2 separate regions of the Mus musculus genome follow, and region 1 is linked to region 2. Evidence: chromatin loops called from intact Hi-C (ENCODE). Cell type or tissue: left cerebral cortex. All regions are shown on one strand. Each heading gives the region's core, and the rest is flanking DNA. Links, peaks and the distances in the headings are about the cores only. Region 1 holds the start of 4930556C24Rik (RIKEN cDNA 4930556C24 gene). Region 2 has its middle 180 kb from the start of Gm32357.

The links. Peaks named below come from ENCODE experiments on the same cell type or tissue, not always from the same donor. Only the 100,000 strongest peaks of a DNase experiment are listed, where the experiment ranks them.
Region 1: it touches region 2 in a loop (14-fold over the local background); 6 of 42 quality-filtered maps call a loop at or near these places.

What each region holds. Positions count from the first base shown.
Region 1 is chr16:85,816,293-85,823,967 of GRCm38, forward strand. 4930556C24Rik (RIKEN cDNA 4930556C24 gene) reads left to right here and starts at 2,919. Exons shown (of 4, transcript NR_040506.1): 1 at 2,919-3,015. In left cerebral cortex, for the core only: a CTCF peak has its summit at 3,987 (motif pointing right); no DNase peak of the experiment used is centred there.
Region 2 is chr16:86,415,215-86,422,889 of GRCm38, forward strand. No RefSeq gene overlaps it. Among named protein-coding and RNA genes, the nearest start is that of Gm32357, 180 kb to the left of the region's middle. In left cerebral cortex, for the core only: a CTCF peak has its summit at 4,435 (motif pointing left); a DNase peak (open chromatin) is centred at 4,437.

The sequences.
Region 1 (7,675 bases), core at 3,003-5,502, 600 kb before region 2:
GCATCTTTCTATTGTTCCAATCGCTGATTACTCCCAGCATGCCTAGCAACTCCATCCTGCGGGTAGCAGCCCAAGTTAAAACTGAAGACTGATTTTAGCTTTCACTCTCTAGGATGATTACATTTCTCAAACATCCTGCTCAGATTCAACCACATTTCATCAGTTTCCTGCTTTTCTCTGATTTGCCTTACTCTTTATTTCTAAATCTGATCATAATGAAGCAACGTTGACTACTCCTGAGTGTCCTAAGTGAATGGCTCTTTGGTCACCATGCTGAGCTCTCTAAGGTACCATAAACTATAGTAATCTTATCTCCTGCCTCCATATTCAATCGATTGATTCTGAGTCCTTCTGTTTTTTCACAAGAATGATTTTTAGAATTATCGTATAATTACATCATTTTCTCTCTTCCCCTTTCTTTCTCCCATCTCCCTCTATGTTTTCCCTCCCACACTGCTCACTTTAAAATTCAGGGTCTTCCTTTCTTTAATTGTTGATATATATATATATATATATATATACATATATATATATATATATATATATACATACATGCACACACACACAAATATATGTGTGTATGTGTATATACATATATATAAGTGTAACACAAATGCTTATTTATATTCTAAGTGTAACACACATGCGTATGTATATGTGTGTGTGTTTCTTCATACACAATATAAACTGCTTAGTCTATATAATGGTACTTGTGTATATAGGGTTTCATGGCTGATCATTTGGTACTGAATCCAATTAATATATGCTTTTTCTTGAGTAAGGCTACTTTTTCCATTCTCAAACATTCCTTAATTGCTTGTAGTTCTGTATCTAGGCTTGCAGCTGTGTGAGCTTTCCCATTTTTTTCTTTTAAAGATTTATTTATTATATGTAAGTACACTGTAGCTGTCTTGAGATACCCCAGAAGAGGGCATCAGATCTCATTACAGATGGTTGTGAGCCACCATGTGGTTGCTGGGATTTGAACTCAAGACCTTTGGAAGAGCAGTCAGTGCTCTTAAATGCTGAGCCATCTCTCCAGCCTGGGCTTTCCCATTTTGATGTCTGTATATTTATTGTGTGAGCAAGAGGATGAAAATGTCCTTGTTCAGGTCGTGTTTAGGTGGCCATGTTGGTGAAACTTATGGTGTAGCTTCTGACCTTCCAAGGAGACACAATGTTACAGCAAATGCCATTTTCTTCTTGCTGTTGCAATCTTTCTGCACTCTCTTCTGCTCTGATCCCTAGCAGTAGTTGTAGTATAAATGTGTCAGTTTTCCTGGGGTCTACAACTATGCATTTTGATTGGCTTTGGTTTTCTGTAGTAGTCTTTGTCTTTAACAAAGGGAAGCTTTCTCATAGAGAGGTGACAGCTACACTTATCTGTGAGTATAAAGACACATCTTGAGAATGTAGTTAGAGAACATGCTGGAACAGTAAAGTGGTAGAGGCAGGTTTTCCTCCAAGAGCTATAACCTCAGGAGCCCTGGATAACTGGCTAAGTTTCCAGTACTAGGCACAGTTTCCATCTTGTTGAATGGGCCTGCAGTCCCATTAGACTGTTAGTTCCCACCAGGGACACATGCCTCTATTGCACTCTTTTTATTCATTTTTTTTTTAAGCCACAAAGTCTGGTTTGTGTTGTGCATAAATTTTTGGCCATGTAGCCTTCCACTGAACTCTGGTAGGCTTATCAGGGGTTATACTCTTAGAGAGAAATGGCTTCCTATCTTCTAGCAGCTAACAATTGCAAATACCTTCTTGGTAAAGGCTGGGGCTTGATGTCCATCTCTTCTTTCCATGTTGGGGTTTGGTCTAGCTTGAACTTGCACAGGTCTTGCACATGCCATCAAAACTGCGGTGAGTTCATATGCTGTGTTCAGAAAACACCAATTCCTCATAGTCACCCATCATCTCTAGTTACCTACACTATTTCCATCCCTCCTTCCACAGTTATCCTTGAGCCTTGAGAGAAGAGGATCGGGGACAGATGTTTCATTTAGTACTGAGAACTCCATAGTATTTTTGTTCTCTGAACTTAGGCACATTGTAGATTTCTGTGTTGATCATCGTATACTGCAAACAATGCTTCTCTGTTGTGGGTTGAGTGATAGATGATAAGTCACCGGGAGTCTCGTCACTGGTGATTTAGAAGAATGGTAGTAGGTTCTCCTGTGGCTTCTCTCATGTGGGTTGAATGATGGATAATAAGTCACTGGGAGTGCAATACAACACCCATTTAGAATAATGGGTAGGCTCTCCTATAGGGCCTGTGTCTGGTCTAGCCACAGACTCTTCATTGGGTAATGGTGCTATCTATGTATGGGTTTCATCTTGTGCAACAGGACTTAAATCCAATCAGAACGTGATTACTTCCATGATGTTTGGAGTTTTACTACAAAAGGGAGACTCAAAAATTATAAATAGATGCTGTGTTTATTGACTTAAATAAAATTATTTCACTTTTCTTTCTTTGATTTATATTTTGCTTCTTGGTTTCTTATTTTTAGTGATGGGAACAGAACCTTGAGAACTAAGATGAGTGAGTAATATGCCACCTAGATTCTAATGAGTGATTGATACACTATGACAAGTGTCACACCCCAGTCAATCATTGTTCCGAGTTATATAACCTTAAGCAGAGAAATCTTAGTTTGTGGTCAGACCGTCATCCTTGTCAATTTTGATATAGTAGATGTGACGGACAGTTCTGTTACTGTGCTATAAAATTTGGGAAGCAGGTATCTCACCTCACCTGCATCAGCTCATTTTATATTAAAGTGTAGGTGACAGGCACCTCCTCTGGCATAGGTGAAGAGGAATGTCAGTTACAGGCAGTTCCTCTGGCATAGGTCAGCAGGGATGTCAGTTACAGGCAGTTCCTCTGGCATAGGTCAACAGGGATGTCAGTTACAGGCAGTTCCTCTGGCATAGGTCAACAGGGATGTCAGTTACAATTACTTCTCTAGCATAGCTCACCATGAATGTTAGCCAGATGCACCTTCTCTGGCATAGGTGAGCACAATTTCCAGAATTAGAATTTTAAGACTTATCTCAGGTTTTATTTCTCCATTGACAAACCTGAAGGGTTAGGAAGCTTTTCAAATTTTTCTCACGGTCAAAACAGTGACACTTGTCCTCTACACAGCCATAGTTGCTCCCTGACCTTGAAATTAACTAAACAAAAAGGAGATGAAATAGTTTGAAAACTTGTTTAGATGAGTATGAATGCCTGGGTTGCTGTTGCTGGACAAGGAAATGGGATAGACAGATGATGAATCACATGACTCAAAAACACATGTAAGGAGATTTCACTCCATGCTACTGGAGAATGGAAGTGAACAGAGTCCATACAGGTACAAAAAAAATTATACAGTTAATGTGAAGAATGTACTTAGCTAATTCAGACAGATGCAGATATCCACGGCCAAACAGTGGATGGAGCTTGGGGACTCTTGTGGAAGAAACAGAAGCAGGATTTAAGCCTCTAAGGGGGTAGGAATTCCACAGGAAGACCAACAGAGTCAACTTACCTGGATCCTTGAGGCTCTCAGAGACTGAACCACCAACCAAAGAAATTGCAAGAGGTAGACGTAGGCCTCCTGCACATATGTAGCATGTGGGTCCTAATTAACTGTCCCAAAAGCTGTTGTCTGTACGAGGGTTATGTTCTTCTAGTTGTGCTGCCTTGTCTGGCCTCAGTAGGAGAGGATATGTCTAGCCTCATGGAGACTTAGTATGGGGGCATACCTAGGGAGACCCCCACCTCCTCAGTGGAGAAGGAGATGGGGGTGTGGATTATGGGAGCAGGTGACCACGAGGGGAACAGTGAGTGGCTTGTAAAGTGAATAAATAACAACAACAACAGCATCAGCAACAACAACAACATCAACAACCACATGAAATACTCTCTCAAGCATGCACATACATACAGAGACCAGATTTCCAGTTCTCAATTTCGCTGTTATGTAATAACAAGACCACCCAAAAGGTGGCACTAAAAAACAGTTATTATGTGACTCTTAGGAAAGTTTAGTGAGGGAGAAAAGCATTCGGATCAGTTGCTGGCCTTTTTTACTTCCTAATTTCAAAAACTTTAATTTGTCTTCTCAGCAAACTTTTAAACATTAAACAGCAGCTGTCCTAGACCCTAGCTTCTATTTCAACTCAACACAAAGCCTTGGAAATTAATTTGTGTATAGTTAGTGTGACAACTTCTAGCTTACATGACTAGTACATGTACATAATTTAAAAGATTCATCAGAAACCTCACCCATTACCAAATAGTACTAACAAAATTTTTATCTTGGATTTTGATAAAACAGATACTATTATCTGAATGCAAACGCATACCACTTTATGTCTCAGGATTATAGGAAATGCTAATAAAAATGTCTCATTGGACACATACATATTTATACTATGTTAGATCAATTTTATGTATTAACTGTATATATGTATATGTATGAAATTATAACTTCTGTGTAATTAAACTTGCCATCGTATAGGTACATTAAGAATGTGTCATGGCTGGTTGATATCCTTGGGAGGTCTCCCCTTTTCTGAAGAAAAAAGGGAGGGTGAGTAGATGGGGGAGGAGAGATAGAGGGTGACTTAATCAGGGTTTCTATTCTTGCACAAACATCACGACCAAGAAGCAAGTTGGGGAGGAAAGGGTTTATTCGGCTTACACTTCCATACTGCTGTTCATCACCAAGGGAAGTCAGGACTGGAACTCAAACAGGTCAGGAAGCAGGAGCTGATGCAGAGGCCATGGTGGGATGTTACTTACTGGCTTGCTTTCTTATAGAAGCCAAGATGACCAGCCCAGGGACGTCACCACCCACAATGGGCCCTCCCACCCTTGATCACTAATTGAGAAAATGCCTTACAGCTGGATCTCATGGAGGCATTTCCTCAAGGGAGGCTCCTTTCTTTGTGATAACTCCAGCTTGTGTCAAGTTGATACACAAAACCAGCCAGAACAGGGGGGAAAGTACTGGGAGGAGAGGAAGGAGGGGAAGCTGTGGTCAGGATATAAATAAAGTAAGTAAGTATAGAAAGAATATGTGCATTACACATGCATATACATGATTACACATGCGACTTCTTTCTTTCTTTCCCTCTTCACTTGGTTCTACTTTTTTCATTCAAATGGGAGGAGTCAATAAGCAAATACACAAAAATGTATATATTTCAGAATGTGATTAGTAGCTACAAATAACTTAAATACAAAAAAAAATAGAGACATAAACATTATCCTAGTTTTAAGGAAACCAGCAAACACACTCAGCAAATGAATTTTAGAAGCTATATAGTTTTGCTATGCTATCCCCAGTGACCATGGCATGGGAAGAAAGAAAGAAAAATGGGAACCATTCATGGAACATTCATATTTCTTATGAGAAGTGACATTACATAATCTTCCCCATCGCAGGTGGGTCACATAATGCATAGCAAGAGACAGAGTTCTTCCTGAATTTCTTAGCATCACTACATCACTATAAAGACACACACACACACACACACACACACACACACACACACACTCACTCACTCACTGCCCATAGCTAAAAATCACATAAGGAAATAAAAATTATGGTCCATGGTTCAACTTACATTTCTCCTTTCAGAACATTGGGAAGTCTCATTAGAAGCTTCTTTTCAATGAGTTACCATTTACTGATGACATACACGAACTAATAAAGATGTCCTAGATCAAATCTGATGTAACAAAGTAAAATTATTGCTAGCATCCAGAAAGCAATGAAAAGTGGGTAATTGTCATGGTCCGGTTTTCTTAGTTTCTTCAAGCAACTATAATAAACATACCATTAATGGATTATTTTATATATAAGAGAAATCTATTTCTGTAAGACAGAAAGTTGAAAATTAAGATGAAGATGTATTTCATGCCTAGTAAGGACTTGATGTCTTTTGACAAACATCCTGGAAGATGGACTTCTCCTGTACTTCATGTTCTATTGTGGGAGTATACACAAGACTGTTTCAGAGTGTGCTAGTAGGTCGTTGTTAGAGAGACTACTTAGAGGGGATAAAGGAAAGGAAAAAGATGTTGTAACTATATTGTAACTTCACAAAAGCAGCATTTGTAAGCAGGAGGAGGCTTGCTTTTCTTCCCTGTCATTTCTTCTCTGTGTGGAAGACTCCTTTGATGCCAGACTCTCAGCTGCCCTCACTACTGCACTTAGTCATACACAGCTGAAGTCACTGGGAAGGTTCATGTCATAGATAAGTTTGCAAAGACCATCTGGGCAAGAGGACCCGACATCATCTGCCTCTGCTAACCGCTGAAGATAAGTTCAGAAAGGATGATATCAAATGTCTGTCTTCTCCCACACATGATTGTTGCTGTTTTTTGTTACAAGTGTTAATGAGACCACGTTTCCATGCTGTGACATACCCTCCCTTTGACTCTATCCTAGTTGCAAAAGCCTGGCCGTTCTGTGGTTGCTTGCTCAGCATTTCTATCATTTCTAGCAGTCATGGATGCCGAGATTGTCAGCAAATGCAGTATATCATTTCAGACATCCTTGGTCTGCTTTACTTCACCCCTTTCCTTAAATTATTTCTGTTGGACTAGCTCAGGAATTGTCATATTAAGTGTTATAGCACAAAAAAAATTCCACAGCCGTAAGAGCATCTGTAGCTTTGTAGTGTTTCTAGTGGAGATCAGAGGTTGAGTCAATAGAAAGTTTATAGGAACCTGAGACTTGTTTGCTCATCAGCATTAATTCTTTACGCAACTCAAGGTCAATGGTCCTAGAGAATCTTGAAACTCTATAATGTCTAATCAATACGGATATTTCTGGTGTGTTTGTAATTAGAATGTTTTAACATATATTCAGTGTGTGTGTATGTGTAGGTGTGTGTACATTTGCATGCTTTTTATTCGTGTATGGGTGGTTTCATGTGATGTACCACATTTGCCAACAATCTCTACATTCAAGATTAATAGAGATAGTAGGTCACAGGTCAATCTCAGGTTCTATTCACCTTTCTTTTTCTTTTTCTCTTATTTCCTTCCTTCCTCCCTCCCTCCCTCCCTCACCCCCTCTCTTTCTTTCTTTCTTTCTTTCTTTCTTTCTTTCTTTCTTTCTTTCTTTCTTTCTTTCTTTCTTCCTTCCTTCCTTCCTTCCTTCCTTCCTTCCTTCCTTCCTTCCTTCCTTTTTTGAGACAAGCTCTTTCACTAGCCATAAGCTTGCCAATTAGGTGAGGCGGGCCAGTCAGTGAGTCCCAGAAATCTACCTGTTTCCTCCTCTACACTATCCCACAGCAGGGATCATAAGCATTCACCATCACTTCTATCTTTCTTGTTGACATTTTGTATTTATTGGATTTCATTTTTTCCTCATATATTTTGATCATATGCTTTCCTGCTTTCTTTTTGCCCAGCTCTCCCCGAATATTCCCCATCTTCCTTTTACCCAACTTCATATTCTCTACCCCTCGAAAAGAAACAAATAAAGGAAATAAGAAGAAAAATGCTGAACCAACCAAAAAATCACAAAAACCCATAGATCCATTTTATGTGAACCAGCTACTCCTGATCTTGGGGCTTCCCCTGGAGTGTGGCTGCCCTGGAATGACTCAGTGCAACTCTATTGAAGAATACTGATTTTCCCTTTCAGAGCCTGCATCAGTTGCAAATAGC
Region 2 (7,675 bases), core at 2,890-5,389:
CTTTCATTCTGAGGTAGTGTCTATCATTTTCCCTGAGATGGGTTTCCTGTAAGCAGCAAAATTTTGGGTCCTGTTTGTGTAGCCAGTCTGTTAGTCTATGTCTATTTATTGGGGAGTTGAGTCCATTGATATTAAGTGATATTAAGGAAAAGTAATTGTTGCTTCCTATTATTTTTGTTGTTAAAGTTGGCATTCTGTTCTTGTGGCTGTCTTCTTTTAGGTTTATTGAGGGATTACCTTCTTGCTTTTTCTAGGACGTGGTATTTTTTTTTTTTTTTTGTTATTATCCTTTGAAGGGCAGGATTCAGGGAAAGATAATGTGTGAATTTGAATCTGTGGTGGAATACTTTTGTTTCTCCATCTAAGGTAATTGAAAGTTTGGCTGGGTATAGTAGCCTGGGTTGGCATTTGTGTTCTCTTAGTATAACATCTGTCCAGGCTCTTCTGGCTTTCATAGTCTCTAGTGAACAATCTGGTCTAATTCTGATAGGCTTGCCATTATATGTTACTTGACCTTTTTCCCTACTCCTTTTAATATTCTATCTTTATTTAATGCATTTGTTGTTCTGATTATTATGTGTCGGGAGGAATTTCTTTTCTGGTCCAGTCTATTTGGAGTTCTGTAGGCTTCTTGTATGTTCATGGGCATCTCTTTATTTAGGTTTGGGAAATTTTCTTCTATAATTTTGTTGAAGATATTTGTTGTCCTTTGAGTTGAAAATCTTCATTCTCATCTACTCCTATTAACCGTAGGTTTGATCTTTTCATTGTGTCCTGTATTTCCTGGATGTTTTGAGTTAGGATCTTTTTGCATTTTCCATTTTCTTTAATTGTTGTGCTGATGTCCATGGAATCTTCTGCACCTGAGATTCTCTCTTCCATCTCTGGTATTCTGTTGTTGATGCTCGCATCTATGGTTCCAGATTTCTTTCCTAGGGTTTCTGTCTCCAGTGTTGCCTCATTTTGGGTTTTCTTATTGTGTCTACTTCCCTTTTTAGGTCTTGGATGGTTTTATTCAATTCCATCACCTGTTTGCTCATGTTTTCCTGCAATTCTTTAAGGATTTTTGTGCTTCCTCTTTAAGGTCTTCTACCTGTTTAGCAGTGTTCTCCTGTATTTCTTTGAGTGAGTTATTAAAGTCCTTCTTGATGTACTCTACCATCATCATGAGATATGCTCTTCAATCCAGGTCTAGCTTTTCGGGTGTGTTGGGGTGCCCTGGACTGGGCAAGGTGGGAGTGCTGGGTTCTAATGATGGTGAGTGGTGGTCTTGGTTTCTGTTAGTAAGGTTCTTATGTTTACCTTTCACCATCTGGTAATCTCTGGAGTTCGTTGATTTAGTTGTCTCTGGTTAGAGCTTATTCCTCAGGTGATTCTGTTAGCCTCTATCAGCAGACCTGGGAGACTATATCTTTCCTCTGAGTTTCAGTGGTCAGAGCACTCTCTGCAGGCACGCTCTCCTCTTACAGGGAAGGTGCACAGATATCTGGCATTCGGACCTCCCTCCTGGCCGAATATGAAGGCCCAAAACAGGACCTGTCCCAGAAGCTGTGTTGTTTTGGCCTTTCACAGAAGCTGTTAGCTTCTGTAGTCCACACTCTCATCTGTGCAGACTACTCTAGGCAGAATCCTGGAACCATCAATTCTTATTGATATAATTTTTGTCAGATTAGATAAATATAATCATTTCAATATATATTCAGAATAACATTAACATGATAATTTACAGTACTTTTATGTTGGAGTCTTACGTGAATTTCACAAAAACAGCATTTCATTTCAGAGGAGCCATGTTCCAAGTGGCTGATGGGCACTTCTAGCTTTTGGATACCCATTCCTTATAGTGAGGTGTGCATGTGACCATTGTGAAAGTCGCCAGTGATCAGTGTGTTCTTTCTTTCTACTCTTGTAGAAAGAAAGTCCTGAGCATTCAGAACAAGCAAGACTTTCAGCAATCCATAAATCACATTGTTGGGAAGCTCAAACATGGTGCTTAGCCACAGAATCACGGGTACTGAATTAGCAACACCTGATAGTGTGACAGTAAAGCCTCTCTACACGGAATTAAAGAGAAGTTTTGAACGCAGAAATAATGAACTAAAAGGAAAACTATATCAACTCCAGGTTACTAGGTGACAAAAGCCTAGGGACAGGTTCTGAGTGGTCAGAGAAATAAGTTTTCAGCACATCAAAAGGGAACAGGGAGAAAGAGGAAAGGGCAGAAGATAGCAAGGAAAGGGACTATATTTCCTTCATATATATTCCTATATGAAGGAAAAGAACAGATAACCCTACAGACATAAGAATGGGCAAGGAAAGAGAAAGCTACCAATTTTCAGTGATAAAGAGGAAAATAAGTTTAATAGTAAATATTCATGTATTTAGGTTAAACCCTGAGCTTGAAAAGGTGAGAAACAACCAGCTCAGACTTCCCTTTTAGAAATAATTGTATAGGGGTATTGTAATACACAAAGCCATTCCTATGTTTAATGTGTATAATTCATCATGACTACCTTTGTGTGGGCAGACTACAGACATTACCATTATCTAGTTTCTGAGTAATTTTTTTTCACCTTCAAAAGAAACTCCCCACTGCCCTTCCCCCTTTCCTTCTTTCAAGCCAGAGGCAACCTTAATCCATCCCCATCTCTAGGATTTCCCTCTTCTGGAGATTTTATACAAAAGTAGAAGACACTAAAAGTAATTTGAATGGATTCTTTAAAGTGAAAGTTTCTCAAGACTTATCTAGGACATAGTATGAATTACTATTCATTTACTTTTAATGCTGCAAAATATTCTATCTTATAAACATAAAGGATTTTATTATTTATTGGTAGATAAAAGCAGCTTCCCTAGAAATACTTTATCCATCTCACATACATGAAATTACAGGCACACACATAAAGTTCCTGTGGGGTTGTATGCTTATGGACTTTGGCTATATATCTTGGGATGAGTCTTCTGGACTCATGCAATCTCTATGTTTCCTACTTTGAAGAAATGCTGAGCTTTCTGTTCATTTGTTTTGTTTTGTTTTTTAAGTATGACTGCCCTGCCTCAATATACTGTGGTCCAAGAGATTGTTACAGCATGCTGACCGTTATTAGCAGTGGGCAATGGGCCCTGAAGTCCTTGTAGCTTCCCTATTTACCATTGAAATGGCAGTTGGCAATGCACTAGAACCATGATCTGTGGTTCAGTGCCCAAGTTCACTCCTGATCTTAGTGGGGAAAGGTAAGTGGTCAAACTCCATCTTGTCTCTTGCTAACTGGCTTGAGATTTTGGAACTACTTGAATGTTACATCTTATGCTAACCTCACTTTCAAGGCCTGAGAACAGCGACCATTAAACAAAGCAAAAAAAAAAAAAATTTTTTACAGACAAACCCTTCTTATATAAGCAGTTATGCCTAATTGTACTCAAGAGAACATATCTTGGTTTTAGAATGTTTTGATTCGAATTGGTTTACACTGGAACTAGGCCTACTCCCTACCATTGCAAGCATCACTTGAAAGTTCAGCTGCAGTTTCCAACACCTGAGTCATCTTCTGTAGCCATCCCTCTGTGCACTGCAGAAGTAAGTATTCTAGGCATCATAGTTTCCTTTACCTTGTGAGAAACATGGAAAAGGATTCCTTTAAAGTGTTGTTAAGGTACCAAATAAGGATGTATTAGATCATGGGAACATGCTGAGTTTTCATAGTCTTAGTCATAGCAAAGAGACATGCCCCAAATGTCTTCTTATGGGAAGTTGTTACCTAGTGCAATTTGACTTGAAGCCACGGAAGGAATTAGATGATTAATGCAAGAAAATGTGTGAGGCATAGGTTCCAACGTGTGATTCACCTTGCTGCAGAACCTCTGAAATAGTGGAGAAATTTGGTGTGAAATTAACCTGTTAGTATAAACATAGATCATCTTTCTCCACTATATAACATCTGAGTATAAAAAGGAACATTAATTTAATGCAGAAAATATCCCTTTAAGCACAGAACGTAGGTTGTGTAGACAACCAAATGTCCGTGGCTTCCTAGCCAATCTGTCAAGCTGAATTGACAAACCTCAGGTTCAGTGAGAAGCCCTGTCTAAAAAATTGGATAGAGAGACATTGAGAAGATGTCTAATGTTTTCACCTGGCCCCCTAAAGCTCAGAAGCTCATGGACACTCCTACATAGCTGCATGCACCCACACATAGCTTTGCACATTCATACTAACAAATGCGCACACGTGCAGTTATTCGTTGATTTGTATTAATATGGGATTACTGTGAAATCAAGAAAAAGTATTTTTCATACAGAACTTAAACTCTGTTCAAATCATATCTCAAATGTTTGAACGAGGTTTGAAATGACGTGTTAGATATTTAATTTGTAATAAATTGTGCTGTGATTTTAAGTTAAGGACTCATGGACGTTTATAGTCCAAGGTTTCCCCCTGGTGGCCACCTTGTCAACAACATACCAGGATAGAAGACGGAGAGGTGCTTTCTTGAAGCACTGCTTTAGCAACCCTATAGGTGGAACAACAATATGAACTAACCAGTACCCCCAGAGCTCCTGTCTCTAGCTGCATATGTAGGAGAAGATGGCCTAGTCGGCCATCATTGGGAAGAGAGGCCCCTTGGTCTTGCAAACTTTATATGCCCCAGTACAGGGGAACGCCAGGGCCAAGAAGTGGGAGTGGGTGGGTAGGGGAGCAGAGAGGGGGGAATATAGGGAAATAAAGGGAGGTTATAAGGAACTAAAGAAAATATCTAATAACAAAAGAAAAGAAAATGAAAACACAGAGGTTTCGTCCTATAGAACCTGAGTACTGGGATTTTTTTAAGAGAAAACACTACATTTCTTTGTTGGTTGTTGTTGTAAATATATTTATTCATATAATTAATTATATATCATATACTGTTTTGCTATGAAAATCTAAAGACCTTCCATTTTCATAAATTTTGAATTTAAAAATACTTTTATTTTTATGATCACACTTACTATACTTTTTTTTTTTTTCACTTAAGCAGAATTACTAATGCATGGCCTCATATCAAATCCTTAAACCGATGGTCAACAAGGTGTTCACCATTTCTTTTATGTTTTCAAAATGCATATGGCAACTGACATTCTATCTCAATCTAATCCATGATCTGTGGTTCTGAGTAACACGATGTCTTTTGTGCTTTAACTTAATAATATTAATGTGAGTCATGTTTACACTGTTTGCTGAGATATGTGTGCTGGTCAGACTAGGTACAACTCTCAGAGACTCATTTGTTTAAATGCTTGGCCCATAGGGAGTGCCACTATTAGGAGTATGGCCTATGGTTGCTGGAGGAAGTATGTTCACTGTGAGGGTAAGCTTCGAGGTTTCCTATGCTCAAGCTATGCCCAATGGGGCAGACAGTCCCCTGCTGCTGCCTGCAGATAAAGATGTAGAACTCTCAACTCCTTCTCCAGCCCCATGTCTGCCCGATGTTGCCATCCTTCTGACTGTGCTGATAATGGTCTAAACCTCTGAAACTTTAAGCCATCACCACTTAAATGTTTTTTTCTTTAAAAGAGTTGCCATAGTCATATTATCTCTTCACATCAATGGAACGTCTATGACACAACTTAAGTTCTGTACTTGTGTGACAAAATGAATTAACAAACATTATAATTATTTTAAAACAGAGCCTTGGTTATGATGTCATTTGGAAATGATAAAGGTTTTTAAAGGTCTGCTCCAAAGCACTTAATAAGCTATGAACTTCCTATGAACTTCCTTGTCACAGAACAAGCATTTGAAAGAAAGAATTTTGATGTTTGAACTTTTAGGAGCTTGACTAAAAACCCTGGTAAGATGATCAAAATGAAACACATTCATTTGCTCAAGGATATTACCACTTGCTCCCTTTGAAAATGACAGAATACTGCCACTAACATCAAGTAGTATAATCAGAGAAGAGTATAACAAAACTGTCTCTTCACTATTGTCTACATAGAAAAACTTCATATTCATACTCATTCTTTTTTAGTAAAATTGATATCCAATCATTCTCAGAAAAGGAAACAACATGTAAAACAATGTTTTCTCTTAACCACCGCAACAGTTTTGGATTTGGTGTCTGCAAACATGATGGATCCCCAGGTGGGCATTCCATGGTTGGTCCTTCTTCCAGTCTCTATTCCTTTTTTTTTTTTTTTTTTTTTTGTCCCTGTTCTTCTTTTGGATGGGAACATTTCCTGCTTAAAAAATTTGAGATGGAGCAGGCATGGTGGCACATGCCTTTAATCCTAGCACTCGGGAGGTAGAGGCAGGCAGATTTCAGAGTGAGAGGCCAGCCTGGTCTACAGAGTGAGTTCCAGGACAGCCAGGGCTGCACAGAGAAACCCTGTCTCAAAAACAAACAAACAAACAAACAAACAAACAAAAAATTTGAGATGGGTGGCCCCATCTGTGGACCAGGGGTCGTGCCAATTTACTGGAAATGGTTCCTTGGAAGGTCCTGCCAGCAACTGACCAAGGCAGATCTGGTTGCTTGTAGCCAACCATCAGGCTGAGCTCAGGTAACCTGGTGAGGGAGCTGGCAGAGGACTGGAAGAGTGGATGGGGGTTGCAAACCAATTGGAAGAACAGCATAGGCTGGCATGACCACCCAGTTCTCCCAGAGACTAGACTACCAATCAATAAGTGTACCTGGTGGGATCCATGGCTCCATATATACTTGTAGCAGAGGATGGCCTTGCCTGACAGCAATGAGAGCGGTTGCCATTGGTCCAGGTGAGGTTTGATCCCCCAGAGTAGGGTGATGCTGGAACAGTGGGGCAGAAGAGTATGGGTTGGTGGGGGAGCACTCTCATATAGGCAAAGGGGAGGGAGAAGGTCAAATGTGGGATGAGGGGTTGGTAGAGCGGTAACCAGAAACTGGAATATCATGAAATGGGAGGTTGGTGGAGGGGGTATCCAGGAAGTGGGATATCAGTTGATAGATAAATAAATGGAATGATTGTTAAAAAAAATTGTTTTCTGCCATAACAGAATTAAAACTCAGAAACAATTTGATGGATTTTAGGAAATAAATGAACATAAGTACTATGTTACCTTTATCCTTTTTTTTTTTTTTAACTTACAACTTAGGAAATAGTCCTGGGTTATTTTATGCCATGTGAACTAAAGCAGAAACATTAGTGAGGTTTCCCTAAATGTCCTTCACATACCTGCACCCATTCTGTCTGCTTTACCTCTATGCCTCCATTGATAAAACCTTTTCCAGGTCTCAAGTTCCTTCACTTTCTCTCTCTCTCTCTCTCTCTCTCTCTCTCTCTCTCTCTCTCTCTCTCTCTCTCTCTCTCTCTCTCTTGTAAACTCCTAAGTTCTGTCTTACTGAGGTCTATTTTCATCAATGTTTAAAAATATGCCAATTTCTAATATTTATAACAAAACTAAACTAAATCCCCCCTCTTGAGCATACATTCTTTTCAGTACTGTCTGCTCTACATATATCCTTTTTCCTACCACATACAAATCCTTATCCCTTAAATGGTTCCATGGCCAACTTTAAAGGGCTTCTAAGACCACCATATTATGTCAGTTCCCATGGTTTTCCTTAAGGTACCAATGACTTTTATGTATGTCTAAATCCAGTGGCCAATTTTCAGCTGTTCTCTCACATGACATACTAGCTGCACACAACACTAATAG